Linked DNA regions of Homo sapiens: all the other regions are linked to region 3. Evidence: chromatin loops called from intact Hi-C (ENCODE). Cell type or tissue: heart right ventricle. All regions are shown on one strand.

Region 1 (8,000 bases), 80 kb after region 3:
GATTCTCCAGCCTCAGCCTCGCAAGCAGGTGGGATTAGAGGCACCCACCACCATGCCTGGCTAATTTTTGTATTTTTAGTAGAGACGGGGTTTCATCATGTTGGCCATGCTGATCTTGAACTCCTGACCTCAAGTGATCCACCCACCTCAGCCTCCCAAAGTGCTGAGATTACAGGCATGAGCCACTGCGCCCAGCTTTGAACTGTATACTTTCTAAATGGATGAATTTTACTGTATGTAAATTATATCTCAACAAAGCTGGTATTTTTATATTGCCATCAAAAATACAAAACAATAAAATGATTAATATTTACAACATGAAAAGAAAATCCTTCCATGATACCTCATTCTCTACAAGATAGAATCTAAATCACGCAGGCATCCTCCAAGTCCAGCCCCAGCCTACCTTGCCGCAAACACCCTGCATTTGCCCAGCAAGACCTCTCACTGTACCCCAAATGAGTCTTCCCCCCTGCAGGCCTGGGCTGCTAACATTCACTGCCACAGCAGCAACAGTTACTCACTTGGCCTGATTCTTGTCTCAAGTCCTGGCTGTTCCTTTGAGGCCTGCACTGCCTATGACTTGAAACTCTGACCAGCCCATCTATCTCCCCAACTAAGCTGGAGCCTCCTTTAAGGAAAGACACCTGGACCAGCCTGTTTTCCTCCTCTCCTGTCCCCACTCCTCAGGACAACAGTAACAACAGCTGTCACCATGACTTCCTGTATGCAAAATCCTTGACAAAACGATGTCCTTAATTCTGACAGCAGCCCACTATCAACCCAATTTACAAGTAAAGAAACTAAGGTGTGAAGTTGAAGAAAGGGTAGGGAGGACGCAGGGGAGGAATCTGATCAAGGTATTGGTGCAAGGGGCAAAACTAGGATTTGAACTCAACATTCTCTTCCCAAGGTGCTAGCACACACTGCCTTCCTAAGATATAACCAGGAATGTGTAGACAGCTGGTAGGTGTCAGTCATATTTCATTCTGCAAGTGTTCACCCAACAATCACGTTAGAGCTAAAATATAGCTCTAAAAATAAAATGAGAGCACCTGATGACCTTTGCAGTCAGGTTGCATACAACTAGGCTCAGCTGGTTTCTGGCTACAGTTAAGAGTTTTTCTGGGTACCATCAGACCAGTGCAGATTTCAGTACAAAACATAAACAATTATTTGACATTTTCCCTGAGCATTAAAAAAATGTAATTATTTTTTAAAAAAGGATCACAGAAAACAGCCTCTATGTGAGTCTCACACACGGACAAAAAGTGGTGTGAGGCAGCCACCATGAAGCCCAATTGGCATGTGTGCAAATGTAAACATTAAATTTAAAATATTGGCTGGGCACGGTGGCTCACGCCTGTAATCCCAACACTTTGAGGAGCCAAGGTGGGTGGATCATCTGTGGTCAGGAGTTCGAGACCAGCCTGGCCATCATGATGAAACCCCATCTTTACTACAAATACAAAAATTAGCTGGGCATGGTGGTGGGTGCCTATAATCCCAGCTATTTGGAAGGCTGAGGCAGGAGAATCGCTTGAACCTGGGAGGCGGACGTTGCAGTGAACCAAGATCGTGCCACAGCACTCCAGCCTGGGAGACAAGCAAAACTCTGTCTCAAGTAAATAACTCAATAAATAAATTTAAAATCTTTTTTTTTTAATGATAATACCCAGTGCTGGGACGGACATAATGAAACAGGCAATCTCATATGTTCTAATAGCAATGTAAACAATGAATTCCTTTTGGAACGTTATTAGGCAAGTGGTATGTGTCTAATACCAGAAAGATATCTGGAAATTAATCCTGAAGAAAGAATTTCTGCTTTACAGAAAATGCTGTATTCATGAAGATATTGGTCCTTGCACCACTTGTAATGGTGAAAAATTGGCTACTGCTTAAATCTCTAAATACGAAAAAGGCTAAATGAATTATAGTACATCCATTTCATGCAGTATTCTGTAGCTATTAAACATCATGGTTAATATCATCCATGTATTAACATGGAAAAAATAAAAAGTTCTCTTTATTTAGCCTTTCAGCATTAAAGGACCTGAAACGGTCCCTGCTCTGTGAATATAATTATCTTAAATAAGAAGCCACTTGGAATACATTGTACTTGTAACTATTTTGAAATTATAATAGTTTTGTGATGGGGGGGATAAAGGGCTTTTTTTTTTCCTTTCTCTAGTTTCTACATTTCTTTTAATGTTGTTATACCACTGTTACCTAACTAGGAAAAAATAAATTTTTTTAAATGACCAAGCTCATTTTGAAGCTGCTCGGTGTCACATAAACACTGAGGCCTGCCTGCCTCAACTAAAGCAGCCACTTGAAATGCAGCTCCAGCTGCTCATTCTTCTGTTTATCAAAACAGGGCAAAGCCGCCCAGGAAACTCGCCTCAGCAAGGTGACCTGACCTCAGGCCCATCACAGTCACAAATCTGCATTTCCAATAAAAAATAATCACAACGAAGAAAAGCACCCAGGTAACCAGTTATGGAAAAGCAAAGGATTGATGAGTTGGGGGTGACAGGACAGTGAATTACTGTTTTTGTTTTTTTGTTTTCTTGGGGTTTTTATACTGATCATAGTCACAATGCCTAGCACAAAGTGCTCAATAAGGATTTGAAGCAGAAAATGTTTCAAATGGGAAAATGCACTCATTTACCCATTTTAAAAATTTAAGGGAGTGAGGCTAGGCATGGTGGCTCATGCCTGTAATCCCAGCATTTTGGGAGGCCGAGGTGGGCAGATCAGTTGAGGTCAGGAGTTCCAGACCATCCTGGCCAACATGGTGAAACCCCATCTCTACTAAAAACACAAAAACTAGCCAGGTGTGGCGGCAGCCTCCTGTAATCCCAGCTACTCGGGAGGCTGAGGCACAAGAATCACTTGAACCCGGGAAGCAGAGGTTGCAGTGAGCTGAGATGGCGCCACCGCACTCCAGCCTGGGTGACAGAGCGAGACTCTGTCTCAAAAAAAAAAAAAAAAAAATTTAAATAGGAAAATGCACTCATTTGCCCATTTAAAAAATTTAAGGGAGTGCCCACACTTCCTGAGCACCAAGGCCCAAAACACCATGCACACCCCCGGCCTGAAAAGTTGTACTCCCTTAGTTCTCATCAACAGAAGCTGTGTTTGGAAGTGAGCAGGCAGGAAATTGGTACTTTTGTCACCAACTTGAACAACAAAACAGTCAGAAAACTTAAATGTCACCAGGAGAGTAAATGTCAAAGTGGGAGGGGTAACTACGGTTTACCAAGTGTCTGCACCACTACCTGTTCCGGGGCCTGTGGGCATGATTTCATAAAGTCCTACCTAACACTCTGACTCTGGCAGCAAGCAGCCTAGGCTTGAACTCTGACTCTCAACTGATTGGCTGTGTGGCCTCAGGCTGGTTGCTTAGCTTCTCTGCATCTCATTTTCCTCTCCTGTAAAATGAAAGCAAGAAGAGAAGAGACCTACCTCATTAGGGTGTCATGAGGATTCACTCAGCCAATACACACAAAGCACTGGGTACAGTGTCTGGCAGAAGCACAGCATCTGTCAGTTACTTATTAGTATTGTGCTTACATTTTGCAGCCAAGAAAAACTGAACCTCACAGAGGTTAGTAATGTCCCAAGATCACACAGCTTAGTAAGAGGAAGTGCTGGGATTCAAACCCAAATCAAAGGATCTGTGCTCTTTTCACCAGAGCTAAACCCCACCTGCAGGATTATTATGATCCCCACCCCAAACACACACACACACACACACACACACACACACACACACACACACTTTGGGGCTGTCACTGCAAAAGGTAAGAATATTATGAGATAATAAGAAGTGATATGGGGCCAGGTACAATGGCTCATGCCTGTAATCTCACCACTTTGGGATGCCAAGGCAGGCAGATCACTTAAGTCCAGGAGTTCAAGACCAGCCTGGCAAACATGGTGAAACCTTGTTTCTACGAAAACACAAAAACTAGCTAGGTGTAATGGCACATGCCTGTAGTCCCAACTACTGGGGAGGCTGAGGACCGAGAATTGCTTGAACCTGGGAGGCAGAGGTTGCAGTAAACCAAGATCACCACTGTACTCGAGCCTGGGCGACAGAGTGAGACTCTGTCTCAAAATTTAAAAAAAAAAAAAAAAAAAAAAAATTATATGGGACTGGAAGAGGAGGTCCAGTCCATTGTAACCTGTGGATAATACCAGCTCCATGTCAGGGTGGTTCTTTCAATTCATTCACCAAGCAAGCATGCTTTTGAGGCACGCTCTGTCCTACACATAAGGAAATCAGACATAGGGGGTCCCACTCCCCTGAACTCATAATCCAAGAGGTGGGGAGACAGACAGAAATGAGTAGGTGATAAGGATGGGAGGAAATGAAGGAGGATGATGGGATAGAGGGGCCTGAGTGATAAGAAGGAGCGAGGAGGATAGTACCAGGCCCTGAGGGAGAGGGGCGGGGTAGGTTCAAGTGTCTGTTGTACTAGAGCCAGGTGACTGTAGTCTGTGAACAGGGAGTGGGTAGCCAGGATGAGGTCGGAGGGTGGAGGGGAGGGAGGGGTCTGATCATCCTGATCTAAGGTTCAGAGTCTTGCAGACCACTGTTTGGGTTTATACTAACAGCGATATGAAGCCATGTAGGCTTTTAAGCAGTGGAATAACACACCTCAATTTACGGGAAAGAAGCAAGCCAGGAGAGGTGGCTTGCACCTATAATCTTAGCACTTTGGGAGGCCAAGACGGGAGGATCGTTTGAGCCCAGGACTTGGAGGCCAGCTGTGGCAACATAGTGAGACCCCCATCTCTACAAAAAAAAAATTTTAAAATTACCCAGGAGAGGTGGCACACATCTGTAGTCCCAGCTACTCAGGCAGGTAAGGTAGGAGGATCGCTTGAGCCCAGGAAGTTGAGGCTGCAATGAGCTGTGATCACACCACTGCACTCCAGCCTGGGCAACAGAACACGACCCTATCTCAAAAAAAAAAAAAAAAAAGGGCCAGGCATACCAGCACTTTGGGAGGCCAAGGCAGGCAGATCAGCTGAGGTGAGGAGGGCAAGACCAGCCTGGCCAACATGGTGAAACCCCATCTCTACTAAAAATACAAAAAATTTAGCCAGCTGTGGTGGCACAAGCCTGTACTCCCAGATACTCAGGAGGCTGAGGCAAGAGAATCACTTGAGCCCAGAAGGCGGAGGTTGCAGTGAGCCGAGATCGCACCACTGCACTCCAGCCTGGGTGACAGAGCGAGACTCTGACTCAAAAAAAAAAAGAAGAATCTCGGCATGAAAGTAAAAGAGACTAGCATATGGGTGGCATTTGATAAAGGCCTTTTCCCCCCTAGTTTTCCTTCTCCTTGTGCCACTAGCCCTACATACCCATAGACAATCATGTTCTCCCTTTCTGGGTCTCTGTTTCCAAAGAGTTTTGGTCTCAGTGGTTCTCAACCCTGGCTACATATTAACAACACATGAGGAGCTTGGAAAATAAAACACCAATGGGGGCAAGAGGTGTCCATACACCCAGATATCCAGAATCCACTGGTCTGGGGAGGGAGCCTCCAACTGGTATTTTCCAAAAGCTTCTCAGGTGCAGCCCCAGTTGAGAAGAGCCCACTTAAAGGGGCTTCTAAGGCCTTTCTACCTCAGTGGTCTAAGTTCTAATTGGGAGAATTGCCAAAAGACAGAATGTGCTCTTTGAAGACAGTTCCTCCTCACTGAAGACTATCAAGCAAAAAATACTTGCTCAAAGGTGCAACTCTTATAATCAGACATTCTTAACAGATTCCTTCCAAAAGAGATTTTTGTGGTTTAATGACTTGGGTGATCGTCCAGTAAGCAAGCAAGTCTTGGGCCTCAGTGTCCTCAGCTGCAGCCAAAGACAGCAAATAAACAGCACATGTGCCACTCCTTGCCTCTCTTGTGGCCATGGCAGACATCACTAATTGATCCCACCTTAGCCTCCTGCTGAGCCAGGACATCCCAAGTGATCTGAGAATCCCTTCTATACAGGGCCCAAGCAGTCACTCACTAGGACATTGTCTTTCCTAGCCTAATGTCCCTAAGGTCTTTTCCAACTCTGACATTCTTTGAGGGGATGATCCTTTTAAACTTCTTACTAGCAATCATTAACTACCAAGTTGCATGGCAATGAGCTCAGCTGGCTTGAGGCTAGTCAGACCATAAGATCACATGTTTCATCCCTGAGGAAGGCTCTTGCTGTATTTCCTGAACTTCAGACTCTGTCCTCTCCAGGTAACATCCCTCCCTTCCCTGGCAGCTGCACCTCCTACATGTATTTACCGAATAGGGCCTGAGACAGATTATTCAAGTAGATCAGGGCAGACCAGTCCATATTCCTGGAAAAGCTCATCAAAGCAGGCATCCTTTATGATCACTGGTAGTTGAAACAATAATAATGACAGCAGCTGGTGCGTACAGAGCACTTTCTGTATGCCAGGCACCTTGCCGGGGGCACTGCATACATTTTTTCACGGAATCTTGATCACAATCCTCTAAGGTATTTATTAGCCCCATTTGGCACACAAGAAAATTGAAGCTTTGAAAGCTACTAAGTTGCTGCTGATCACAAAGCAATAGAAGCGAGATTACAGGAGAGCCACATACCTGGATCTGGGCAAGTCCCTCCACCTCTCTGTGCCTCATCTCTAAAATGGGCGTGATAATTTTTTCAAGAACACAGTTTTGGAGCACATGTGGTAATTTAATACATTCACACAATTTGTAAAGATCAAATCAATGTACTTGGGATATGTATCACCTTAAATATTTGTCTTTTCTTTATGCTAGAACCAAATTGTTCTCTTCTAGCTATTTTGAAATATACAGTAGATTACTGTAAACTGTAGTCACCCTACTGATCTAGCTAACATGAGGTCTTTAAAATGAACATAATAATTGTAAGGATAAAATGAGAGCCCAGCACACGGTATATGACAGTCCAGTGGATGTCTCAGAAAAACCTCATGAAATTCGGGTTAAAAAAAAAAAAAAATCAAGGATTGAAGTTCTGACCAAGTCTGCTCTACACTGTGCTAGGAGCTGTTTTTGGGCCTCACAAAGTGAAGTATTCTTGATAGGTTGTGTGCACATCCCAGTTTTCAGAAAGCAAATCCTACCTCACTCCACTCACCCCTGGCTGGCATCACCCTTCAAGTCAGTTTCTTCTTCTGCCTCTTTCCTGCTATTCTCAATGTCACCGGCTGGAAGGCATTCTCTCTCGCTGGCTGGAAGGCATTCTCTCTCTCGCTTTACACCCTGAGGCCTCTAAACACTCTAAAAGCTGAAAATTGCTCCAGGGAGCTAGTGGGAGGGGGAACTTGGCAGTGAATCTCTTTGCAATGGGATCTCCCTTTGACAGGGCATATCTCTTGTGTGGAAGGAACTTGGTCTCAAAGCTCCTAATAAATGGTAAACCTTTCCCTCAACTTCACATCCCTTGCAGCAGAGCTTAGCACCACACCATCAATCACATTAGCACGGGGTTCCTTTCCCACCCAGACAGGAAAAGTATCAGTTACTCCCATTTTACAGAGGAGGAAGCCGAGGCTGAAAACACTAGGGAAGAACTCGACACCTAGATGCCCAGACGCAGCACAAACTCGGCCAAAGCTCCCGAAAAAGGACTCAGTGAATGAGAAGGGAGTCGATGTGAACCCTCTTTTGAGCCCTGGCAACCTGGATGTTTGTCACATGTGTAAACCTTGTTAGTTTAGACCTACGGTCTCACGGGGAGGAAGTCAGCTACCAGCATGAGGCCAATCCCATGAGAATGAGAGGACAGCCAGTCCCACCTAGTAAGACTGCCAGGGCATAGGCCATCCACACCAGTACTTCAAAGCAAGTATTACCTACAGCAAGGGTAGTTTGCCCTTTAGGGGACATCTGCCAATATCTGGAGACATTTTTGTCTGTGGGGGAGGGGGCGCTACTGGCTCCTAGCAGGCAGAGGCCAGGGAGGCTGCAGGACATCCTACGGG
Region 2 (8,000 bases), 62 kb after region 3:
ACCCAAAGAAAACTCTGATTCAGAAAGCCAAAGATTCATCCTGAGAATGGTTTTTCTACCTGGCAAGGCAGCTCCTCATCTCTAAGTGATCATACAAATGAATGAAGGGGCGTGCATGTCAGGGAAACTCATCGTGATTATTAGAATGGAAAGGAAAAACAAGACAAGAGGAGGAAGAGGTAGCAAGAATATGAACCACTGGCAGGCACCCTCTGGTTTAAGTTCTGGCAAACCTAACAGCTGTTTTGTTCAGGCTGCAGAGACTTCCAGCAAACTAAATTTCTACATCCTTAAGACACTCATTTTTCTCCTTGTTTTCTTACTCTTACTCTCTCGTCTACACTCTGGTTGCCTTATCCAAATAAGGATCTTGACACTTTATAACACGAAGCCATTTGTACCTCCCTAATAAGTAAATCAGCCCATACCATTTGGACAAAATTGTAACGGCTTTTACCCACCGCCCTATCCCACCCTATATTGAGTCCCATCCTGCACCGTGTGACTTGAGCCTTCAAATCCTTCTCCCCAGGCCCCACCAGGCCTATCCCCACCAGCTTCCCCTCAGCTCACCTACTTCCTCCTGCATCTTCCCAGAAAGAGTCCTTGGGTCATCTCATTCAGCCACTTCCACACTTCTTTGTTTATCAGAAACACACACACCGGCAAGAGAACCCTTTCTTCCCACAAACCAAAATCCAAAAATGAAATGAACCCACGCTGCTCTGGCTGAAGCAAGGATGGAGGTCCAGAAGCCTCTTTCACTTGGTCTTGGCACTACCCCCACATCCACCCCTTACCACAGTCTAAGAAAAGCACTGTGCAAGTCAAACTTCTTCATTTTACAGGTGTGAAATCAGCACCCCAGGGGAAAGGGTCTGGCCCAAGGACATACAGTGTTAGAAACAGGCCAGAAGCCAGGTTTCCAAACTCACCAGACCAGGACTCTTCTCATGGCCCCACGCTGCATCTTCATCATCTTAATTTTTTTTTTTTTTCTTGAGATGGAGTTTTGCTCGTGTTACTCAGGCTGGAATGCAATGGCACGATCTCGGCTCGCTGCAACCTCTGCCTCCCAGGTTCAAGCGATTCTCCTGCCTCAGCCTCCTGAGTAACTGGGATTACAGGCATGCACCACCAGGCCTGGCTAATTTTGTATTTTTAGTAGAGACGGGGTTTCTCCATGTTGGCCAGGCTGGTCTCGAACTCCTGACCTCAGGTGATCTGCCTGCCTCGGCCTCCCAAAGTGCTAGGATTTACAGGCATGAGCCACCGCGCCCGGACTTCATCATCTTATATACAACCAACACTTACATAAAATTTACCATGGGCCTGAGGCACCCCTCTTCGTAGACTAACACATTTAATTCCCACAATAATGTAATGACACAGGTTCTATTATTATCTCCATTTTACAGAGTAGGAAATTGAGGCACGGAGATTAAGTAACTTGACCAAGGTCACCCAACTGGTAAGCAGCAGAGCAGGGGTTTGAACTCAGGCAGCCAGGCTCCATGCCCATGTTTCTTAAAGAGTTTGCCAGAAGGAATCACTTGCTGCCTTAGGTCAGGAATGGCAATACCATATTACTAACCATCTGACAAGTGAAATAATGAAGTATATCATCCAGAGTTTCCCTTAAAAGGCAAAGCAAAGTCCAATAAAAATGAAAAAACAAAACAAAACAAAACAAAACCCACAGACAATTGCACTGGAGATGACAATGAAAGGCTCAAAGCGCTAGACTCATATTAAAGCATCTTTGTCAGATTTCTTTCTCAGGTGCTGCATGCTTGGGGGAGGAGGGGCAGGGTGCAGTGCTCCTTAATCTACACAATGGCTGAGGGGCAGGGTGCCGTGCTGGTTAATCTACACAATGGCTGAAATTTTACAACCCATTCTCAATGCATCTGTCCTTTGGACACACCCATTTTTGGCTTCCTTTCCAACCCTGATGCCCCAAAACCTGGGGCTTCCATAACATCTATTAGAAATGGCCTGCGTATAAACCTTAACCTCTTTTTTTATTTATTTTATTTTATTTTATTTATTTATTTATTTATTTATTTATTTATTTATTTATTTATTTTAGGGACGGAGTCTTGCTCTTGCCGCCCAGGCTGGAGTGCAATGGCGTGATCTTGGCTCACTGCAACCTCCGCCTCCTGGGTTCAAGCGATTCTCCTGCCTCAGCCTCCCCAGTAGCTGGGATTACAGGCACATGCCAACACGCCCGGCTAATTTTTGTATTTTTAGTAGAGACAGGGTTTCACCATGTTGGACAGGCTGGTCTCAAACTCCTGACCTCAGGTGATCCACCCATCTCTGCCTCCCAAAGTGCTGAGATTACAGGCGTGAGCCACCATGCCCAGCAGCTTAACCTTTTGTTAAGGGTTCTGGGCTGGGCTGTGGCCAGTCTACTCTCCTACCACAGAAGAGTAAAATGCCCTGCATTCTCTTAAAAAAGTAAGAAAAATAAAAATAAATCACTGGTAGCCAGCCTGCCCTTTTGGGGATCTTTCTCTATCTCCATCTGAGAATCTCTTTCTTCACCCAACTCTGACACATGCCCCTCAAAATAAAGTCAGATACTCTGAGGTGGACTGTCCAAATCCCTTGCTGCTTTTTGGTTTCATTCACTTGCCCACGGGCTGTTCTTAGTGCATTTGCCCATCCAAACGTGGGAGGGGCAGGAGGAAGAGTAGGGACATCCAGCATTGGGACCCAACTCAGTCCGTGATACTTCCAGAAGCTCCATGCTGGAAGCTGGCAACTGTGGAATCGACAGGCAGCTTCGCTTCAGAGGGTTTTGAGACCAGTACCTGCTCAGCTGCTAACCCACCTAGGGTAACTGAGCCATGTCCGGCTGCAGTCTGAGCCTTCACTCTGCCCCCGGACTGCACTGCGTTCATTTACGAGATCTCCAAATGTGAGTTTAATGGAGGCAGATGTACAAGGGTTCTCACAAGCCCAGGGAACTCAACTTCTAGAAGGAAACGGGGCCACACCAAACAAGATGATGGGGCAATCAAGAGATACTCCCATAACAGCAAGAAACAAAGAGCATTCACGCCTCCTATGCCAACGCCCTCCACCACCAACGCCAAAAATTTCCGTATTTCATAACACCAGCTGAGATAACTGACTCAAATCTGTCCACTTCCACATTTGCATACTGGGTTCTGACATTTGCCTACCACTGAACAGTCACCAAGTAAGACGCAAGGTGGAGACGTACCCACAAAGCAATATTTAATGTCTTTGGATCGCCACTAGCTAAAACCTCCTGAAGTTTCACCAAACTCAGCTCTGTAAAACAAAAGAAAAAGAACAACACTATAAATTACAGCCTCGCCAGGATCTCGGGACATGCCTATACTTTGTATTTTATAAGTTCCGTATAAATACTGGAACAGCATAGAAACAGGGATCTCAGAAATAACGCCATTTTGAAGGCCACAGGACGAAACCCAACTATTCATTTCATTTTATTCTACTTCTTATCTCAAATACACAGTTCCTTTTCCTTTAACGAAAATATCGCTCTTTTTAAACAATATGTGATGCAAAGCAAATATAACAGGGTACCAACACAAATCTTTCCTGCCAAATTTATGGTTCCTCGCCTGTCCCCAGTTGCACCCAGAACCACTACCCCAGCCTATCGCTGTGTACACAACACGGACTAGGAATTCTAAAGAACTGCCTTAATCTCTCAGCTGTGTGCAGTGCGATAGGGTACGCTTGGATGCCAGTTTTTAAAAAGCAAATCAACTTTCCTCAAATTATTAAGATAAATAATTAGAAGGGGAAAGCTGCCGGCATTCAGTACAATAGGGGGGAAACCAAAACACTGAATGTTCCTGAGTCTCACACAGGGTGATACCTTGGAACAGTTAACACAGTACCCTGGCAAAATGTCCACCACATTTTTTCACCCCTTAACCTGAGTCATTATATTGTACTTTCTAGACGTGAGCAAATGTGATTGCTGAACAGGCAACACAGGGACTAGGGCCCCTTCCTGGAGGTTTCTCAGTGCACTCTAACACAATTAACTCCTCTCAGGCTCAGAGAAAGGAGGTGGGGTTCGGGGGAAGGTGGGGTGGAGGGGCAGATTCTAGTGAAGTCAGAGGCCTGGAGAGGCTGTCGCAGTGGGGCCAGGTGGAAGACAGGGAACCAGAAGGGCGGGATGCTTCCTCGTCACTGAAAATCCTCTTCTGTTGTTATAAAGGCCAAGTGCCCGCCCAGCCCCTGCCACATCCACGTTCCTAAACAGAGAGAGGGCCTTCCACAGGCAGGAAAAGGGCACAGAGACCGGGAGGCAGCAACTTAAACTCTTGGCAGCCTGGAAGGGCAGGACCCACGGGCTCACTCCACTTACCCCAGCCTTTCCACAGGCCCTCCTGAGAGGGGTTCTCCATCCCCCAAGACACACACACACAACACACACACGCACGTACACGCACACATACACAAGAAGAAAGCGTGGAGAGAGGGTAACTCGACTCCCCTGCCCCCCTCCCCACCAGCCTGCAGAGGCGAGGGGTCGGGGAGAAGGAGGGCCTCTGCTCTATCCTCCCAGGTATCTAACCCTCCCTGGGCAGCTGTCAGCTTCCATTTGCATGAATGAAAACTGTGGTCAACTGGTACCTGGGAGAGAACAAAGCAGGAAATAAAAGGGGCTGTCACTTACTCAAATCCAAAGCTCATCAAGTCTAACTAAAGGGAGTGCCACATTCCGCACCCCCAGTTCGGAGGGAAGGATTTGCTGGCTGGGCCCCGACGCCCCTCCCCCTCGCTGACACTGACAAAGGATCTGGTTCTCACTGAAACTGCTTCTCTTGTGACTGTTTCTAGTCTCCAAAAAGACTGTATTTATATTTTTAATTAGCTGCTTTTTACAGCAATTTTTTAAGTATTATGATGACTTACATGTGGTAAGAAAAAAAGAGCTAATCAAACAATGAAAAGCCTCCCCTCAAACCTCGGTCTCCTGGAATCCCAGTCTCTCAGCCATTCCAGGGTCTTCACTGTGGCCCGGGGCTTCACACCACTCACAGCCATCCACTGCCCCCAGCCCCCAACTTCAGCAGAGCTGGCATGCTCTCATCTGCATTCAGCAGCATCCCGGGTGTGTAGCTTGTGCTTGGCACTGTGCTAAGGCTTTGCAAAATGGACTCTCCACAAATTGGTTGAAAGAAAAAAAAAAGAAGTCATGTTGAACAGTTTCCAGAATGTAAAGGGTTACAAAATCCTTTGCATACACCCAGAATTAAGGAAAAAAAAAAAAACAGGAAGGAAATATACTAAAACATTAAATGATAAAGCTACTTAGAAGGATTATGGATGACTTTTAGTTTCAATTTTATACTTTTCCTCTATTTTCCAAGTTTCACATAAATAAGCATAAAGTATTTTTATCATCAGAAATGAATCCATTCACACATGCATACACATTCATCTCCCAACCCAGCCTGGCAGAGCCATCATTTTTTGTGCATTTTGTTTTTGCAGGAACTAATTTACATTTTTAAGTGCTTTACAGCTGATAAAGTGTTTTGAAAACAGAAAAACTAACCAGGAGTCAATGATGGTCCTGAGACTAATACTGGTGTCACTGCCCAAAGCTCTATGAGAAACTGTGACACTCTAAACTGTCCCTCACCCTTATCTCTGGTCCATCACCCACCAGGCTCTCTGCAGCCAGTGGGCCCTTGCTCTCTGCAAGGTGCTTTCCCTGTCCTACACAGAGCACTTCCACAAACACGGTGCATGCAGGTAGAAGAGCAGAGAGCATTCCCCTCACAGAAGAGGATGCTGAGGTCAGGTGTGTGGCTTGTTCAGTGTGGCTAGCCCTCAGATGCTACTACTCTCAGGTGGGACATAAGCCAGTGCTACCTAGCAGGGGTGAGGTCACCATTCCAACTAATTTACATCTACACTGCATTTTGTGGAATGCCATGTCACTCTTATAACACAGACATTTTTATAGCAATGTATAAGTATCTAGGCATCTCTTATTTTCTTTAATCCCATGAGGCACATTATTATATCATCATCTTACAGGTGAGAAACTAAACCTCAGAGACAAACTCAGTGTGCCAGGCTTGTTATCCAGCCAAGCCCCAGCTTCTATTGCCTCTCCAGGGCCAACCCCTACCCACACCCAACTTCCTGCCCCCAGATGGCCCCTACCTACCAGAATGATGTGCACAGATGTCATCAACCAAACCAAAAAGGTCCTAGACTTCTGCTGTTTCCAATCTGATAGCAGTGATACCACAGTAGGGTCACCTACTTGGGATCAAATCTGGACTCCACTATGTAACATCTCTACAACCTTAAGCAAATTACATAAACTTTTTTGAACCCCCTGTTTCCACTTGTAAAAATGGGAAAATACAGCCAGGTGAGGTAACTCACACCTGTGATCCTGGCACTTTGGGGAACCGAGGTGGGAGGATTGCTTGAGCCCAGGAGCTCAAGACCTGGGCCACAACATGAGACCCTGTCTCTACAAAAAAAAAATTAAAAATAAACAAAAATAAATGGGAAAATAATAGACGGTCCCTGCTCATCTGCTTGTTTTCTGCATTCATTAAGATAATGTATGTAAAGTTTACCATGGTGACTATTATAGGAGGCAGTGTTCCTTAAATGTTCACTATTATTACTATTAATACCATCACCACCATCATTAGCACAATGCAGACAGAACCCAGCACACAGGCACATGTGGTTAATGCCAGACAAAAGGCTTCCATGTTCATCTTCTCATTCAGTTTCTCATGACCATCCTGTGAGGCTGGCAGGGCAGAAATTAGGGCCCACATTTTAAAGATGAGGCGGCTGAGGCTCAGAAAAGTGACTTCCCCATATGCACATAGTAGTGGCCAGGACTCAAGTCCATGGCATCCAACTCCCAAATCCTAGGCTCTTCCTGCTTCCCATGCCACCTTTTCTCCCGCAGAAGGTACCGTGGGTTCACATTGGAACTGTCTGGCCTGAGAAATGCCAGCAAGCCAGAGTTTTTTGTTGGGTTGCAGACTCAGCCATCACCTGGTGGGTGAAGTCATTTCACCTCTGTAGGTCTCCGTTTCTTCATCAATACCACCCACTCATCCTCTCCTTTTCTACCCTGGGCTACTATGAGGATAACGAGTGGGAAGCAGCTGTGAAGAACATAACAGTGCTCATCTGGTCTGACCCCTGCTTGAAACCTGATGCCTCACAAGCAAGAAGCAGAGGTATGGGTTCTCTCCTGGGTGAGGCTGAACAGCCCTCACCAAGAAGGAATCCACAGTCCAGAGCCTTGCTTGAGCCACAGGTGACACTTAGGTCAATCCAAGCCCCTCAACACCTCCAATCCAGCCAGCCCAGCTTCCACTGGAACCCATAACACAATGGCTGCAAAAGCCAAACAGACCTGGCTCCCACTGCAAAGGAACCTTGCAGTGGATCCTAATCCAGAAAGGCACTGAGTATGTTGGAAAGAGGGTGGGGCCAGGAGAGCTGGCTTGGAGCCCGACTTCCCCACAGAGTAGCTGGGGGATCTTATGCAAGTCATCTCATCATTAGTATTATTTCTTTTTTTTTTTTTTTTTTTTTTGAGACAGAGTCTCACTCTGTTGCCCAGGCTGGAGTGCAGTGGCATGATCTTGGCTCACTGCAACCTCCGACCTCCACCAGGTTCAAGGGATTCTCCTGCCTCAGCCTCCCGAGTAGCTGGGATTACAGGTGCACGCTACCATACTCGGCTAATTTCACCATGCTGGCCACACTGGTCTTGAACTCCTGACCTCAAGTGATCCACCTGCCTCAGCCTCCCAAAGTGCTGGGATTACAGGCATAAACCACCACACCTGGCCCTCACCATTATTTTTAAAATTTAACTATACCCAGCTCCATCCCACCAAGTATATGTGGTGGTTTAGAATAATACAAATAACACAAAAGAATAAAACAAACAAGAGAACCAGGCAAGGCAAAAATGAGTA
Region 3 (8,000 bases):
TCAGGAGTTCGAGACCAGCCTGGCCAACATGGTGAAACCCCGTCTCTACTAAAAATACAAAAATTAGCCAAGTGTGGTGGCGGGTGCCTGTAATCCCAGCTACTCAGGAGGCTGAGGCAGGAGAATCCTTTGAACCCGGGAGGCGGAGGTTGCAGTGAGCCAAGATTGTACCATTGCACTCCAGCCTGGGTGGCTGGGTGACACAGTGAAACTCCGTTTCAAAAAAATAAAAAATAAAAATAAATAAATCTGTCACCTGTTAACATAAATGACATTGTATGGAAAATGATGTTTCCAATACAAAAAAAAAAAAAAGTGAGAGAGATAGCATTATTTTAGATATTTGCAAATCTCTTTAATGTCTGCTTAGTAAGAAACAGCTGGATTCTCATATTTGCTTCTGCGTTCACTCTGTTACAATAATGTAAAGAAATTCTGGACTCACACAAAAACATGCAGTTGAGAAAGGGAGTATTTTCTCAGCCTTTTCAGTAGTTGTGGATATTTTTCTTTGCTGTTACACCAAAACTCAACATGTGGATGGCAGTTATTAAAAACTTCTCTGCATCGTGGAATGTGAAACTGTGTCGGTGAACTTTTCATATTCTGTTACATGAAAATCCATTGGTCTTTGCATCCACTGCACTTTGGGTTTTTTGCTGTTGTTCTTTTTTTAATTACAAATAATTGTACAATTTATAATGTATCCACTGCACTTTGAATGGCTCTGTGAACAAACATGAACCTGAAAAAGGCAATCCCCTCAAGATGGACCCCAAGCAGCAAAGTGTACCTAAATTTAAAATACAGCCAAGTGGCCATTTGCTGACTAGAGGTCACACTACGTACTCCAAGTTTCACAAAACCCCACACCCTTTTGACTTGGGACTTTCAGAGCTCACATGAACCAAGCAGTCAGAGCTCGTCTGCTTCAGCCAATCAGAGCTCAGCTGTATCAACCAATCAGGGCTCAGCTGTATCACCAATCAGAACTCAGCTGTGTCAGCCAATCAGAACTAAGCAAGTTTGACCCGCCCCCTTCATTTGCATAATCAAACCTGATTGGGGACATGGGCCAGAAATTTTGCTATAAAAACCTAGATTCTGCCATGCCTGTAATCCCAGCACTTTGGGAGGCTGAGGCGGGTAGATCACTTGAGGTCAGGAGTTCGAGACAAGCCTGGCCAGCATGGTAAAACCCCGTCTCTGCTAAAAATACAAAAATTAGTAGGGTGTGTGGGCGTGGTGGCAAGTGCCTGTAGTCCCAGCTACTCGGGATGCTGAAGCAGGAGAATCGCTTGAACCCGGAGGCAGAGGTTGCAATAAGCCAAGATCACGCCACTCCACTGCACTCCAGCCTGGGAAACAGAGCAAGACTCCATCTCAAAATTTAAAAAACAAAACAACAACAACAACAAAAAACTAGATTCTCTCTTTGCTCTCTGGAATGCACCTTCATTTTACACCAACGCAGCATCTCCCAGTTTGCGATCTGTTCACTAGAATAAACTCTCTTTCCTCCAAATTCTTCTCTAGAAAACTTTTGTTCATAGCTCTTTTTACCCTGCATGGCTTTGTGGCCTTATGCATTGGTTATTTGGAAAATATCAGTTCACTGAGATTTGCATACATGAGGGAATGAGAGTGAAAGGACAAATAGTTTACTATTATTATAAAAATACTTTGACCTCACAGACCTCACAGATCCCTAAAAGGATCTCAGGAATCCCCAAGAGTCCCAGGACCACTCTTTGAGAACCATGGGTCTAGACTAAGGTCCAAGAACTTCCCACCCACTTAAGTATTCATTCATTCATTCCACAAATATTTACTGGGTACTCACTACATGCCAGACACTGTCCTGGGTGCTGGGAATTCATGAGTGAACAAAACAATGTCCTGACCTCATGCAGCTCACATTCTCATAGGAGAGGCAGACCATACACAAATAGACAAGTAAACTTACACTATAATGTCAGGTAGTAGTAAGTACTAGTGGAAAAAAATGAAGCACTGTGTCACCAGACATTTGCACATGTGGGATGTGGTTTGCCTGGGAAGCCTTATTCAGCAAGCCTGAGATTTGCTAATTTAAGTGTTTCACAATAAAATAAGAGCTTTTTAGAAAAATAATATTTTTTATTTGAGACAGAGTTTCACTCTTGTTGCCCAGGCTGGAGTGCAATGACATGATGTCAGCTCACTGCAACCTTCGCCTCCCGGGTTCAAGCGATTCTCCAGCCTCAGCCTCCCAAGTAGCTGGCTGGGATTACAGGCGCACACCACCACGCTCAGCTAATTTTTTATTTTTAGTAGAGATATGGTTTCACCATGTTGGTCAGGCTGGTCTCGAACTCCTGATCTCAGGTGATCCACCCACCTCGGCCTCCAAAAGTGCTGGGATTACAGGCGTGAGCCACCGCACCCAGCCTTAGAAAAACAACTTAATACCAAAATGCTTGCAGACACAGGGTGGTGGAAGAGGGACCTGCCCTAGAAGAGCTGAGAGCTTACCACTGAGGCTGAATTGCTTTCCAACTACTCTAGGAAGAGTAAACCTCAGAGGTCATCTCACTTAGGGCCTCCACCCCTCCAATGAGCCAACCACACCATCTGTTTACACACATTATCACTTCTGCAACCCCTTGCACCCATACAGCACATTCACATACACTATGTATACATGAGCCTTGTACAACTCCTGGAGGGTAGATACTATTCACCTATTTTACACATGAGGAAACTGAGCCTGGGAGAAGTTAACAAGTGTCACCCCTATTATGTAATACATGGTTTATTGCACCGCATGAATTTTTACCAAGTCTTTAACCTCTGATATTCCACCATGTAAAGAGCAACTGGGCCAGGCACAGTGGCACACACCTGAAGCCAGGAGTTCCAGAACAGCCTGGGCAACAAAGCAAGATTACTACATCGCCATTAAAAAAAAAAAAATAGCAATATCAGGCTGGACAACATAATGAGACCCTGTCTCTACAAAAAAAAAATAAATAAATAAAAAATTAAGGAGGCTCAAAGGGTGAGGCAGGAGAATGGCTTAAGCCCAGGAGACAGAGGCTGCAGCGAGCCATGACTACACCACTGCACTCCAGCCTGGACAACGGAGCAAGACTCTGCCTCTCCAAAAAAAAAAAAAAAAAAAATTTGCCAGGTATGGTGGTGTAAGCCTGTGGTCCCAGCTACTCAGGAGGCTAAAGCAGGAGGATCACTTGAGGCCAGGTGTTTTGAGGCTGCAGTGAGCTATAATTGTGCCACTGCACTTCAGCCTCCAGCCTGGACAACAAAGTAAGACCATGTCTCCAAATAAGTAAAAAGAAGAGAAACTGGATGAAACGTTGAAAACAGAGGTAAAGTTTCTTCCTCCAAAAATGCCCTGCTCCTCATATCGCCTCTTCTCAAACAGCAAGTTAAACCTGTGAAGAAGACAAAAGAGAGATGGGACTGACGCTTAGTAGGTGCCAATATTTGGAGATATTGGCCCCATAAACATTTATGGAGACTACTCTGCACCCAGCCCAGTTCTAAACAGTGGGGATACAGAGAGGAAGAAGAAAGACCAAGCCCTTGCCCTCTGGGACCTTCTGTTCTAGTGGGCCACCATCAACACAATACCAAGAGACTATTCACCACATCTACCCTGAAAGAGTTAACTACAAACTTCGAGCTTCCTGAGACTTCATCAGTAGCATCAGCCCAACAACAGAGCCCTGTGTTCAATCTTGACATGGGCCTTAAAACATCCCTTTCAGGAGAAGAAAGAAGCTTTATGATGCTGCCCCTTCCCCCCACCCATTTTACAGATGGAAAAGTAAACCCAGGGCCCAGAAGCCACTCCCTCTGAATCTTACAATGAGTCCGTGGTGGGACAGGAGAAAAGGCAGCTCTCCTGTCTTCCTACACAGCCCTGGCCGCAGCCTGGCCCCATTCTCTCTTTTTATATCCCAGGAGGCCTCCTTGAACAACAGCCACACATTTGTGGCGACCGACCAACACAAAAGCCAGCCGGGGAAGTGACTATTTCAGGACGAAAGGGGCATATTTAGCAATGGTCCTCGGCGGCCACCCAAAGTCCGGCCAGCCCCAAGTCGTCCGCCAAGCCCAAGCCCCACATGGAGCTTCCTCTCCTCCCTGTTTGCCTTGCCAGCACAGTTTCCACCAAGGTTTTAAAAAAGAAGTGGAAGTTCCCTTCTGCCTGACTGGCCAGCACATTCCACTGACTCAGACTGTTCTGGGCACCACGGAGAAGACACTGTTCATTTTCCCTGGGCTGAGAACTGGCCCACATCCGGACCTGTCGCCGGCAGGAGGGGGCACTTGGCGGCTCGGCACAAGCAAATGAATGGCGTGCTATTTTTAATGCTTAGTTCCTGTCTTTATTCCAGAAGGCTGGGCACCTGTGCCAGGGTTGCTGCAAGTGTGGTTTGCAGACCACCCGCATCAGAAACACCTGGGCGCTTCCGGGAAATTCAGATTCTGGGGTCCCACCCCAAACCTAGGAGTCAATCACCAGGAGTAGGGCTCAGGAGTTTTGATCTTTAACCAGCTTTTCAAGTGATTCTTTTGTAAAATAAGGTTTGAGAATCATTGACAATCTGGGTCTGTATTCATTCATTCTTTTATTCGCTCAGCAATTCCTGAGTGCCCCCAATATGCACTGGGCTATAGAAGTAGGAATACAAAAATAAATGGCACATGCTCTTGGCCTTAGGGCCCAAGGGGAGGCATGACACAGTGTGAAGTGCTAAAGACAGAGCTAAGGTACTCTGGGAGCTTAAAGGTGGAGGAATTCAATCCTGCCGGGGTGTCAGGGGCAGTTTTACAGAGGAGGGGAGCGTGGAGCTGAGGCCAAGAACAATCATTCCCTATCTTTGCCGATCTTTGGCATTCTGTTTGGCTCGGCCAAAGCCAAGATGGTATACAATCTGTCCTCACCAACCCAACACCCTTCTGACTTCTTGCAGGTACTCAGTGCACATCTGATGAATGAACAGAAACCGAGAATGGATTGGACACTGGAAACAGGAGCTAGGAAGCCACTCAGAACAGTTTTATGTGCCCCTATTGGCTAAGAACATTGGCTCTGGAGTCAGTCTCAGATGGACTCTGATCCAATTTCCCTCTTGAGTTACCCGATCACAGGCAAGTTGGCCTTTCTAAGCCTCACTCTTCACACTTGCAAAAGAGAGACAATAGCTACTTCCCATAGTTGTAGTGAAGATTAAACCTGCAGATAAAGCATCTACATCCAGCACATAGCCGGGCACATGGTATGCACTTGAAAAAGTTAAGATTTGTTCCATAGTAATAATAAAAGACCTGAAATTAAATCCAAGTTCCAGTACCAACCGGCTTTGATAAATCCATCCATCTTGGGCCTTGGGTGGTTTCTCATCTGCAAAATGAGAGGCTTAGACCAGAACCTCTCTAAAATATTTTCTACCAATAAGACTTAATTTCTCTAAAGGTGAGAAGAGGCTTTTGTCCCCAGGAACTGTCCTGGACTGATGGGCATCTGCCCTCAGACTCACAGCATCTGAGATGCCCATCCTGCACCTGCAAGCCAGGTGAAAATCATGCCTCTTCTCTGATGGGGGATATGCTTCGGGATGTTCTGCTGTCCTCTGGGGTCTCCCTTTTCACTCTGTGCTTCCTCTTTGTATCTTTTAACATTTAGAGAGTTCAGTGGGCAGCACTCTCCCCAGCCCCAACCCAGAAGCAGGCACGGGACTGTAGGGAAGTTGACCTCCTGGCCCTCTCTTTACGCTAAAGCAGTCATCAGCTTCCCCTAAAGGCAAGCGGGGGAAAGCCTGAACACAGCCAGAAACAAAGAGCTCCAACACCTTAGGTCAGACGCAAACACACCCTTGAGAAGCTGCAGCTGGGTAGAAGGCATTCTCCCAGGGGCCGCTCCTCCTCTTCCTCTGCCCTCCTACCTTCTCTGCACAACACAGTTGCCCCCAAGAGCCTCAGAGTTAGGTGTGGGCCTTTGACTTCACTACCCAGTCTTGTCCAGCTTCATCAGCAGGCAGCAAGCTGTCCCTCCATAAAAACTGCACTGAACTCGCTACCATCCAGTGTCTGCATTTACTCTAAGACTAGCTCAGCATCACTCACACACACAAACACACACACACACACGAGCGTCATGAAGGCACAACCCTTTCACCCTTCCACGCACACTCCCCTGCCTAAAGATGCCTACATCTAGAACACCGCCACCAAGACATGGAGTTACATCAGAAGAGAAGGGAAAACTCTCCCGTACTGCATCCGCCTCTAAACCAAGCTTGGCCAACCCATGGCCCGCATGCAGCCCACCATGGCTTTGAATGCAGACCAACACAAATTCATAAACTTTCTTAAAACATTTTGAGATTTTTTGTGATTTTTTTTTTTTTAGCTCATCAGCTATTGTTAGTGTTGGTGTATTTTATGTGGGGCCCAAGACAATTCTTCTTCCAGTGTGGCCCAGGGAAACCAAAAGATTGGACACCCCTGCTCTAAACTGTCCCTTGATCCTGCCCGTCTTTGCATTTCCAGTCATACACTCATTCACCCTGGTTGGTCTACACCTGGGGTCTGCTGATTTTTTCTGGAAAGAGCCAGATAGTACATAAGTACATATTTTAGTCTTTGCAGGCCATATGGTCTCTGCAGCAACTACTCAGGGCTGGCATGATTGTGTGAAAGCAACCACAAACAATGCATAAATGAAAAGTATGGCTGTGTTCCACAAAAAAAAAAAAAAAAAAAAAAAACTATTTACAGACACTGACATTTGAATTTCACAGAATTTCCACATATCACAGCATATATTCTTTTGATTTTTTCAACCATTTAATAAGGTACAAACCATTCTTAGCTCTCTGGGTATACAGAAGCAGATGGCAAGCCATTGCTTTGTGATCCCTGGTCTACACCCCTGCCACCTCCCTCCTAGACTGTAGCAATGCTCTCCTACCCAGCCTTCCTGATGCCTCTCACTCCGCCTTTTAAATCCATCCCGCTCACTCCTACTCTTCCTAAAAGTTCCACTTTAATCATCTCATTCCTCTTCTAAAAATGGTCAAACACCTTGGCTGGCACTTGAAGCCCATCTCTGTAGGGCTCCAGGACACCTTTCCACCCTTGTCTCCTAACAACCTGAACTGCCGAAACCCATCCTCTTAAATTTTGCACATAAACTGAATCCATCAGGCCGGGCACGGTGGCTCATGCCTGTAATCTCAGCCCTTTGGGAGGCCATGGTGGGTGGATCACCTGAGGTCAGGAGTTCAAGACCAGCCTGGCCAACATGGTGAAAACCTGTCTCTACTAAAAACACAAAATTAGCCAAGCGTGGTGGTGGGCTCCTGTCATCCCAGCTACCTGGGAGGCTGAGGCAGGAAAATTGCTTGAATCTGGGCGGCAGAGGTTGCAGTGAGCCAAGATCGCACCATTGCACTCCAGCCTGGGAAACAGAGCAAGACTCCGCCTCAAAAAAAAAAAAAGAAAAAGAAAAAAAAAACACTGAATCCATCTTTAGCTATTTGTCCCAGATCTCTTCCTTAAAACCTTCCCTGATCACCCAGCTCCAACTTAGTCTCAATTCCTATAGCATCTGTTTATGCCATTCACTTAGCCATTGAAGGGCAGGATACAATTTGCAGGGAGATAAGTGTAAATAGATCATTCCAGTAGAATAAAATGAGTAGAATATTTGTTCACAAGGTTACAAATCGCTGGAGAACAAAGCAACCAGCTGGGGAAAAATCAGGAGAAGTCTCCTTAAAGGATTTAACCCTTGAACCAGGTCTTGAAGGTTGAATAGGGATTCATGAGCCATTATGAGGTCAGGATTTCGGAGCAGGGAAAAAGACCCATCTCAGGCTGCTCAGGCTGGAAAGATTCGTGCAAAGGCATGGGGTAGGGCCGAGGGTGAATGAGTGGGCAGGTGGCAGGATATTGGATCAGGAAGACTGTAGCACGCTCCGTAAGGC

What was found. Peaks named below come from ENCODE experiments on the same cell type or tissue, not always from the same donor. Only the 100,000 strongest peaks of a DNase experiment are listed, where the experiment ranks them.
Region 1: a loop joins it to region 3, with 2.7 times the contacts of the local background. A loop is called at or near these places in 5 of 110 quality-filtered maps.
Region 2: it touches region 3 in a loop (3-fold over the local background); 8 of 110 quality-filtered maps call a loop at or near these places.

The regions. Positions count from the first base shown.
Region 1 is chr11:47,997,137-48,005,136 of GRCh38, reverse strand. The region is part of intron 1 of PTPRJ (protein tyrosine phosphatase receptor type J); the gene reads right to left. Among named protein-coding and RNA genes, the nearest start is that of PTPRJ, 21 kb to the right of the region's middle. In heart right ventricle, no CTCF peak of the experiment used is centred here; a DNase peak (open chromatin) is centred at 3,344.
Region 2 is chr11:48,015,466-48,023,465 of GRCh38, reverse strand. All of the region lies in intron 1 of PTPRJ (protein tyrosine phosphatase receptor type J), which reads right to left. Among named protein-coding and RNA genes, the nearest start is that of PTPRJ, 39 kb to the right of the region's middle. RefSeq lists an enhancer at 2,901-2,960 and a silencer at 4,041-4,090. In heart right ventricle, no CTCF peak of the experiment used is centred here; a DNase peak (open chromatin) is centred at 3,056.
Region 3 is chr11:48,077,575-48,085,574 of GRCh38, reverse strand. All of the region lies in intron 1 of PTPRJ (protein tyrosine phosphatase receptor type J), which reads right to left. Among named protein-coding and RNA genes, the nearest start is that of MIR3161, 15 kb to the left of the region's middle. In heart right ventricle, no CTCF peak of the experiment used is centred here; a DNase peak (open chromatin) is centred at 4,184; H3K4me3 peaks cover 383 bases; H3K27ac peaks cover 1,769 bases.